Linked DNA regions of Mus musculus: region 2 is linked to region 1. The links are chromatin loops, found by intact Hi-C in ENCODE. Cell type or tissue: left cerebral cortex. All regions are shown on one strand. Region 1 holds the start of Gstcd (glutathione S-transferase, C-terminal domain containing). Region 2 overlaps Tbck (TBC1 domain containing kinase).

Region 1 (5,000 bases):
CAAACAAACTTCTAAGTTGATCACCTGCTAGTGCATGAGATAAAGGAAACTGCAGAGAGTGCAATACTCATTACAACACTCGAGACCATCCCATTCGTGTTTCTGCAAGATTCTGTAATCCTTTCCAATTAACTTCTTCTTTCCATTTAGTGCTTCGCCTTTGGGGAAGTCTGGAAACTCAGGATGTAAAAACCCCAATTCCAAAACAAACCCAAGCGCTAGAGAAGCTAAGGAGAGTCAAGAGACACTTCGAAATGCCAATTCTTTGATGGAATCAAAACACACTGGGGGCGGCCTCGAATAGGGGTAAGTCCTTCTCAAGGAGGCCAGAACAGAGATGTAAAACGGGAGCTGTACAGAGGTCTCCGGAACCCTCGGTCAAAGGTCTTGGACAATTCCACGGTCCCGGTCCCCCGGGCCACCGTCCTCGGCGCCCTCCTCACTCAGTCCTTCCAGACTAGGAGGAGCGCTCAGGCGGAGCCACGCAACCACCCCGCAAATTATGAGGTCTCCCCTCCAGCAGGGAGGAGACCGACAGCCCACGGAGCTCCGCTCCGGCCGCCCCTCGCGGGGTCTCGAGCCTCCCCCCGAGGCGCCAGGAAGCGGGGACCCTCGTCACCACTCACCGCTCCGCCCCGCCACTCGGTCGGTTCCCGGTAGCTCTCTTCGAATCCGTCCCCGCCCTCACCAGCTTTAAGAAGAGAGAAACAAAGGTTCCCGCAACAGGTCGGAAGGGGAACGTTTCCGAGTGAGACAGCAGGAAGTGACGTAGGGCACTCCTTCCGGTCCGCCGGATTATGAATGGCGTTGGGCGGGGGACGCGCAGACACGTTGTCTCTTCCTTCTTTTTGCCCCCTTTCCCCTGCTCAGGGCCTCGCTGGGAGGCGAGTGCTCCTCCTCAGGCCGCGGCTTCCAGAAGTAGCCTCGGAGTCCCGGCTCGAGCTGGGCGGGAAGGCGCGGTGGCCCGCGTCGTCGCCCGCATGCTCCCGCGCCCTCCCTGCCTGGCCGCGCCCCTGCGACCAGGTAAAGAGGGCGCTCGGGCCGCTCGTCCCCCCGCCGCCTCCTGAGATCCGCGCTCGCCCTCAGGGGTCGGCGGGGCTGGGCTTGGAGGCCAGGGTGGGACCGGTGACGGCTCGCAGCCCTTGAGAGTCTTGCCAGCCCCACATTCACCGCAGGCTTTTGCTGTGGGTGCAGATGGACGGGCTTCGCGCCGTTCCGCTGAGTGACGCGTGGGCCCCTCGGCTGCGAGCCATCCCTCTAGTCTTTTCCCTGCGTGGGTAGAGCAACAGGGCAGCTTTGCCTGGTAGGGGGTTGTGTGGTCGTTTTGAGTTAAGTGCAGGAAAAAAGACCTCTTGGAGCACGACTTAACTTTCCCCAAAGACATAGTTTTACGTCGCAGCCCTTCCTGATTGGACGCTGTACATGCGTACTATTTTACAGTTAGGATCTGCTGCATTTGGGGACATTTGCTATCCCCACCAAAGCAGCGTTGCCCTTCCATTATTAGCACGAACAGAAAGCTTGAGTTTGCACGAGAACTGCTTTGGCTTAAATTAAAAAAGAAAAAAAAAAAAAAAAGAATACCCTAATACATACCTCTCTAACTTTGACTGGGGAATTACACCACCCCATCTCCATCCCCCGCCATACTCACCACCAAATCCTTTGTCATAAATTCCTTAAGGTCAGAAAAAATAAACGAGTGTATCTCGTACCACATTATTGCTAAAGATGGTGGCATTTGTCAAGTTTCCCTCGTGCTGTCCCACAATTTAAAAAGCAAGAACTGGAAGTGACTTTAAACATGTAAATATGGTCTTGAAATGCCATGAGAATAAACTGTTACAATACAACTGATTTGCTGTCATATTTAGTAGATCAAACTTTAAGCTATATGAGTGTTAAACTGCACTTTGAGGAGCATACACTGCCATTGACGCTGCTGAAATTGTGACTCAATCATTTTAAAGAGGCCTAACTTCAAAAAGGAGATTGAGGTTTGAACGTTGTTCTATAGTACTAATGAAAAACACCTTTAAACTAGTAAGGGGCCATGAAGGGGTGGGCTCTCAAGGAAGGGAAAATGGGATGCAGTGAGGTCCGGGGCCGGGGGAGTGGAAAGAATACTATGTATTTCCCCATTTCAAACAAAACTAAAAGCTTTGTGGTTATGGACTTAAGGAGTTTTGTTTTAAACCTCTTATGTTTTCTAGCTTTTGTTTCAACAGCACATGGTTTTAAATAAGCACAAACAATAATCCATTTGGCCTTATTAATAGCAGTAATTTAGTAGCCATAAAAACATTTGGGACTTACCCTGGTGTCCATCAGTATTTTAGACTGTTGCCTGGTATGTGTTGTTTTTATCCTTGAATGCAAAGTGACTTACTGGTTTCTTCTATGAACATTTCTTGGGAGGCAGGAGTTAAAAGCTTTGTAATCATAAAATAAGTATTGCTTGCTGAGGTAACTCAGTATTTTTTTCAGGCTTGATGGTATTTTCAGCATTTACATTTTATGCTGTCCTTCCCTGTTAACTGCACGTATTATGACTTAATAACAACAGACAGTTCTTTGAATCTCCAGAGAGATTATATATTCTTCTATAACTAAGATTTCAGTAAGCATTTCCACTTCCAAACTTTTCTTACTTAATAAAAATTTCTTGCCCTGGGATCCAAATAGCTAATTTTAATCATGGGTTAACTGCCCCTGAATTATAATCCTACATTACATAGTATGAACTCTAAAAGCTGTATTTCTTTCTTGGACTTTTAACTAGAGGTAACTGACTATTATTTATTTATGAAGAAGCACTTTTAAAAATCTGTATGGTAATAAAGTGGGGTCTGTAACCAAATAATGCTGCTTTGTTTAATGTCTAAACCATGAGCTAAGTTGTACATTCAAAATATTGAAGATTGTCTGATGCAGAGAATTGAGCAGCTTTAAATTTAGATTTCAATATTTGAGAGAAATCAGTAAATGTTCATACTCGTTAACTATGTCAAACTTTTTATTTTATAAAATATAGTCTGCTAATATGTATATTGGCATAAGAATTCCCAACAGCATTTTATGACTCCTTGGGTTTAAAACCTCAGTATTAAATTTATCAGTGTTTGTGGTGCAGCACATTTAAGTTCAACATAGTCCACACATTTTGTTGGAAGAAGTTTTCAAATAAAAAGCGCGAGTTGGATTTTTCCCATTAAAGTTTATGCGTTTTAATAGTGTCCTTAGGTAAAGAATTTGTGCATTTTAAAGAATAGTAGGGGGTGAGGTCTAACTCAGTGACAGAGTACTTACCCAGCATGAGTGAGGCCTGGCATTTGAGCTGTAGCACTATTCAAAACAAAATAAAGAAGGTAGGTAGCATTTTTCCTCAGGGCTCCCTGTCAGTTACCATGGCACAGAGGATGGAAGGTGCTGCTGCTATTACTGCCCTCATTCCATACGGGAGAAAATGAGGGAAAGTTGGTTTTTTTTCCATTAATTTATTTATTTATTCACTTTACATCAGGATTGTGCCCCCACTCCTCAGAGTCTCATCCTTACAAATCCCTCCCCTCCCCACCCCTCCCCTTCTCAGAGAAGGGAGCCCCCTCTTAGGTACCAGCCTTCCTGGGACATCCAGTCCAGCAGTACTAAGCGCAGCAGTGTGGGTGCTAAGTGATGAGATTTTGGTTCTATTTCAAAGAAGGAGATAGCAGGTGTGAGAGATGAAGGAATTGGGTGAGACTTTAGGCTTGGAGGTAGGTGAATGGTGTTGCTATTTCATCAGCAATGGGGCCAGGAAAGAAAAATGAACACATTTAGAAAAATACCCAATTGAAATGTCGAGCCTGGAGCTCAGGCAAGATGTGCCTGAAATAAATGTAGGAGTCGGATAATATTTAAAGCCATTGGCACTGCAGAGCACATAGAACAATGCTGTTGAGATGTGGCTTGTGTACTGGTAATGGGCCATGAAATCAGTCAACAGTCATAACGTAAAAGAAAAGGGAAAAACAGCATAAATAATCAGATTTATTCCATGCAATAGAGTAAGTACTCATGACATTATATCAGGTTTTGCTGTTGCAATTTTCTGGCAGGAAATATTATATATATATATAAAGCCAGTCACTCTCTGAGCTATGTCTTAGCCTTTTGGATTTTAAAACAGCCCCTTCTTAAAATCTCCAAGCTTGCTTTGAATTCACCACATAGTCCAAACTGGCCTCAAACTTGTGATCCTCCTGTGTTACTAGATTTGAGCCAGAAATCATTGAGGGAGCTGAAGAATATGCAGTAAATGGAATCAAGAAGCGATGACAGAGAATTGTGTCCAGTGTTAAAAACTGGCAGATAACTAATGCTTGACATGGAGGTTTAGGAGGGGGGCATCCTTACTGAAATTTTTTGTTTTGTTTTGTTTTTTGTTTTTTCGAGATAAGGTTTCTCTGTGTAGCCCTGGCTGTCCTGGAACTCACTCTCTAGATCAGGCTTGCCTCGAACTCAGAAATCCGCCTGCCTTTGCCTCCCAAGTGCTGGGATTAAAGGTGTGCTCCACTACTGCCCGGCACTGAAAATATTTTAATAACATAATTTCTGATTATTTTTATTTTGATAAGATTGTTCCTACTACAATAAAATGTGCTTTAATTTAGGCTATATTCTGATAGTATTAATATTTTCTATTTATGGGTTTTTGAGACAGGTTCTCGTTAACACAGGCTGGTCTCGAACTGGCTATGTATTCTACCATGACTTTGAACTCCTGATTCTCTTTTCCTCCACTTTATAAGGGCAAATAGTATTTATTCTAGAGAATTTTCTGAGTGTTTTCAGAATAGATCCCTTTAGATTCAGTTACTACTTTAGGTTTTTTTGAAGCAGGTTCTTTCTTCAGTCTTCACTGTCCTGGAACTCACTATGTAGACCAAGCTGGCCTTGAACTCACAGAGCTCCTCTTGCCTTGAATGCTGGGATTAAAGAAGTGAGCCATGCTTGGCTAA
Region 2 (5,000 bases), 340 kb after region 1:
GACTATATGCTTGGTAGCTATGTGGTAAAACCTCGCAAATACTGGCTAGGGCATTCATGGCAAAGATGCAGAAACTTACGACCTCTTTTACTATGGTGGTAACATTCTTGTGGCTTAATACATGCCAAGACCGCTCGTAGGCACTCAGGACAGGCAGTGACCAGGTAAGTCATAGTTCCAATGCCCACTGATTGTTTCTATACTGCAATTCCCTCTGCTCACTTTTCATACCACTCAGTAATGCCAGACATTGCTGACCAGTCCCACTTTATGAGAACACTCTTTTGTCTTACTTGGCTCTAGACAACATACTCGCAGAGTTTTCCATAACTTTTCTTACTGCTGCTTATCCATGGTAGCGGTTTGTTTGCTTTTGTTTTTTCCCTGAGTTCCTTTTCACCCTTTTGACTTTTAAACACAGAACCATTACAGCTCGGTTCCCTGAAACTTTAATTTCCCATTTTTCTTAAAATACTAATTTTAGTATGAAGACTGGCATATTTTAGTTCTACTCCAAGTCTTCCCTCATAAAGTCCAAGCTCACATTTTAAAATGCCAATTTATATTTTAACACATATAAGAAACATTTCTGTCTATTTGTCTTTCTGCTTGTCTATAGTCTTTTTATCAATCAACTACCGTTAATTGACCCCGAGACTTCCTCCATACTCTGTAACTCCAAACATACATCTCTACATCGGGTTAAGAACCCCTTATCCTTCCACTTGCTGGAGCACAGGTTTGCAGTTGTTCCTGAGTGCACTCTTCTAAAACACCATGTATCTGTCACCAGCAGTCTTGCTCGTCTACCTTCCAACTAATCTGTGAACATCGAAAACTTCTCCTGCCTCTACTGCTAAATCCAGATTGAAGCCACCCCATCACACACCCACTTACTCCATAGCTATGACTAATCTACGACACTCTATCCTTATCTGTTCTTGAATTTCAGCCAATGAGATGTCAGAGTGATCTTGTTATGTTACACCATGGGTCACCATTCTATTCAAAAGCATCTTGTTTCTTTGTGATGATGAAATAAAGCCAGTGGTGATAATATATGTATAACACTCAAAATGCTCTCCCCTTCAGTTCCTGCTATGTGGCCTCACCATGCTCCACTCACAGTGGCTATTCCCTTAACATCTCTAGTGTATCCCTCCCACCCAGGCTGGAGCTTGCTGTTGCTTGCTTGTTATTTCATTTTTATAAGGAACTGACTTCAAACCACCTTTCCTGAGAGCTTTTCCTGGCAATCTCATTTAAAAATTCAACTCTTCCTCCATTCAAACACTTAACACATATGTCCAAATTCAGTTCTTCATTTCTCTAGAATTTACCAATATATACTGAATATATCACATTGTCTATTTTTTATATCTTTTTTCACAATATCTACTTATTTATTTATTTACTATGGCTTTTATTAGCAAATGGGCATTGTAAACGATTTTTTATTTCCTTGCCTTTTAACCTTTTATATTTCTATTAAGAAGGATGAGTGATGTGCACCACAGGAAGCCGAGGGATCCGATCCCTGGTACTGGAGTTGACAGGCTCTGAGTCACCATGTGAGGACTGGGCAGAGAACTTGGGTCCTCTGCAGGAGTTCTCAACTGCCAAGCCACCTCTCCAGCCCCATCACTTTTTATCATATACTTCCACAAAAACATGAGGGAAAACGTTTTTTAACCCCTGTCCTTTAATGTATTCAGGGTATAGAGGCAACCAAATATCTGTTTGAACAATGAAGGAAGCACACAATGGAGCTATCAGAGTACAGAAGCAAAGGCTCCTGAGATCATGCCCTCCTGAGAAGTCTTCAAAGAAGCAAGAAAGGACGAGGAAAGGAGTTCATGCTGACTACTCTGTCCGGAAGAACATTATCACACTAAGCAGCAGGAAGCACAGGAAGTGTCCCCACCTCGAGCTCTACAGACGCACGCATTGATGACAGGTGATGACAGGTGCGTTAAAGAGTTTACTCGAGTAGCGGGAAGCATGTGCAGTGATAAGGCAGAGACTTGCAGGCACTGTTACCAGCATTCCTCGCACGCACGAGATGCCTCTTAGCGACACAACTGAGACTAGAGACATGTAATAACGATACGTGAGACACAATTCCTCTATTCTTTCTATGTCCCTTTTCCATTTTAAATTCCTTCCTTCCTTCCTTCCTTGCTGAGAGAGGGAAGGGGAAGCTTGGACTTAGGGATTGACGCCAAGGCCCGAGTCTTTCAAGAACATCCTCAGCCTTCCTTTACCTTTAGTTTCAGACAGGCTCTTACTAAGTTGTCTAGGCCCAAAGCCCTCTGTAACAAAGGAAAGTCCTGAACTTTTGCATCTTTTGCCTCAACCTCCCAAGTAGCTGTATGACAAGACTTGTTCTGTGAGGCCCAGAGTACTTTATATATATTGCCTTACATAATTTCTCAAGCTGTTTTACAGTTTTAAGAATATGAACTAATACTGAAATAATTTTGAACAATAGAAAGATTTTATTTTTTAATGGTTCTAAGTGTTTAAATATTAGGCTATAAATATAAAAATACACATAGTTTCTGTTACTTTTCTAAGTTAGATGCTAAAACCAATAAAAAGTTATACATTTTTTGAGTATTCGTCCAATCGCAAATGTTAGCCTGACCTGACAATGTACTTGTCTGTAGCTGTCAGCTTAGTAAATGCTGCCCCCTAGCAACAGCAAGCAAGAACTGGCAAGCGCTCACTAGAGCTGTAGAATGCTGGAGAAACAGCAGCAGGTTGGGTCCTAAGGATTTCACTACACTGTTGATTATCTGAAAATGATAGTTGTTTCTTCTTTGAAATCAGAGATATGGCACCTTTTATAAATCTGTATTTTCTTAAAATATTAATGATCTCAGTAGAATTATGTTGCATTTATTTTAGCCACATAGGAATTATTTTATCATTACCAATAAGCTATTTGTAATTGTATTTAAAAACACAAGAGTAACAAGACAACACAGGAACGAGATTTGTTATTCTAAGGTTGCCTTGCAAGCAGCAAGGCTGAGAACCAGATGCACCTGGATAGGAACTTCCTTGTACCCTGACACACGATGGAAGCAGGAAGTGTGGAGGAGACAGAAAAGAGAATGCCAGGGTAATTCATAAGGACTCTCCCAGTCTGTAAGTCTGTCTCACAAGTATGATATATAAATTCTCAAAAGTGTGAGCATGGCATCCTTAGGCTCCAGTCACTGTTTTCACTGGATTGAGGTTTATGTTAATAGTGCAAAGGCATGAGTGGACAGCACTGCAGAAATCATGACAATGGCCCAAGGTAGAACAGTTATGTTTGTAAGGGGTACAATTATGGGTCCTTTACAGTTCTTCCCTAACAATTTGTGAGATGACTTAGGAGGCAGGAAACTATGCTCTGGTCTAAACTGTGGGGGAGCTGGATAGTCGCTTGAGCTATGAGACTACAAGGTGCTTTCTTCAAGAGATACTATTTTTACTTGAAAGAATGACAGGCAAATAATACTTTAAAGCTTGGGTATTTGATCAATATTTTTTTTAAAAAAATGAGCAAAATAAGCTTGTTATTTCAAGAAACAGCTTGAGCTGAGATGAAAATTATAATATTACAAAAGGGGCTAGAGAGATAGGCTAACACTTAAGAGCTTGTTGCCCATCCAGCGGGGCTGAATTTGATTTCCAGCACCACCTTCAGCAGCTCAAAGCCACCTGTAACTCCAGTTCCTGGGAACCCAACAACTCTGGCCTCCATAAGAGCCTACACACACACATGCACGTACCTTTCCACAGAGAAATATAACTAAAAATGAAATAAAACTTAAAAGAACACTACAAGACTGCTGTCTGGTACATGCATGACTGTGTAGGGGTTCAAGTCTGTGATAGATATGCATGTGAAGGCTCCTGGTTGGCACTGGTCTTTTCCTCAGTTGGTCTCTACCTTATATACTGAGGCAGGCTCCCACTTGAGGCCAGAGCTTGCTGGTTAGATTACTATAGGATGTCCTGTCTCTGCCCCCCACACACTGCAATCGCAGAGGGGTCACCATGCCCAGCTAGCAGTTGAGTGAGTGTTTGATAAACTTGGGTCTTCTCGGTTGTACACTCTGAGCTACCTCCCTGTTTAAACTTGTTACATGAACAGTGATGACATTAACAAATGTGATTTCTTTTGGATTTTGTATAATAAAATGTTTCATACTCACTTAATAAATATTTTGCAAATTACTGACATATAACAATACAATATCATGCATGGGTGAAAAAGACACTAGAAGTGCAAAGCAGACTAATGGACTGCAATGGAATACAGGATCAAAAATTCACTGATATGGTTTCAGATTGCACATTCCTAGTAAGCTTAAAACACTTTTGTAACTGAAACAATGAGCGACAACAAACTGAACACAGAAGTGGTTACAAGAATCCCACCATTTTAATTTAGAGACAAAAAATATAAAACAAATGCACTCTCTTGTTTTGAGGGAAACAGGTTTTTTCAAATATATGATTTTAGCTAACATTATTAAATTTTTCTGTGTGTGTGTGTGCGCGCGGGCGCGTGTGTAACATTGCCTCTCTATAGTGCCCAGGCTGGCCTTGAACTCCAAATCATGCTTTCTGAGACCCCTGGAACTTGTGCCACTATGTATAGATAGTTGTTATCAGACTATACATGCCACAAAAGCTACTGATCAATGAAATACAAACACAAAACTCCCGGGTTCTCATTAACTCTAAGAACATACAGTGACCCTGAGTTACTATCTGTTTGCATATATAAACCCAGCCGAAGATGACAGGAAAAGCTTTTAAGAGGGAGAGGATAGTGTAAGTGTGTTTCGCCGCCTGCAGTTATGTGACGGTGCTAGCTACTGTACCCCTGAATTTGTTAGTGTTATCTTCAGCTCAGACAGTAGGGTCAAAAGGATACCAACTACTGAGAGAGCCAGTATCATTTCTCTTAATGGCCACCTGACTACTGTTCATAGGAG

Evidence for each region. Peaks named below come from ENCODE experiments on the same cell type or tissue, not always from the same donor. Only the 100,000 strongest peaks of a DNase experiment are listed, where the experiment ranks them.
Region 2: a loop joins it to region 1, with 4 times the contacts of the local background. A loop is called at or near these places in 20 of 42 quality-filtered maps.

What each region holds. Positions count from the first base shown.
Region 1 is chr3:133,087,603-133,092,602 of GRCm38, reverse strand. Gstcd (glutathione S-transferase, C-terminal domain containing) reads left to right here and starts at 778. Exons shown (of 12, transcript NM_026231.3): 1 at 778-1,023. Ints12 (integrator complex subunit 12) reads right to left here and starts at 748. Exons shown (of 7, transcript NM_027927.4): 1 at 627-748. In left cerebral cortex, no CTCF peak of the experiment used is centred here; DNase peaks (open chromatin) are centred at 729, 1,198 and 1,896; H3K4me3 peaks cover 1,836 bases; H3K27ac peaks cover 1,432 bases.
Region 2 is chr3:132,744,923-132,749,922 of GRCm38, reverse strand. The region is part of intron 20 of Tbck (TBC1 domain containing kinase); the gene reads right to left. Among named protein-coding and RNA genes, the nearest start is that of Gm30294, 30 kb to the left of the region's middle. In left cerebral cortex, a CTCF peak has its summit at 2,695; DNase peaks (open chromatin) are centred at 890 and 2,695.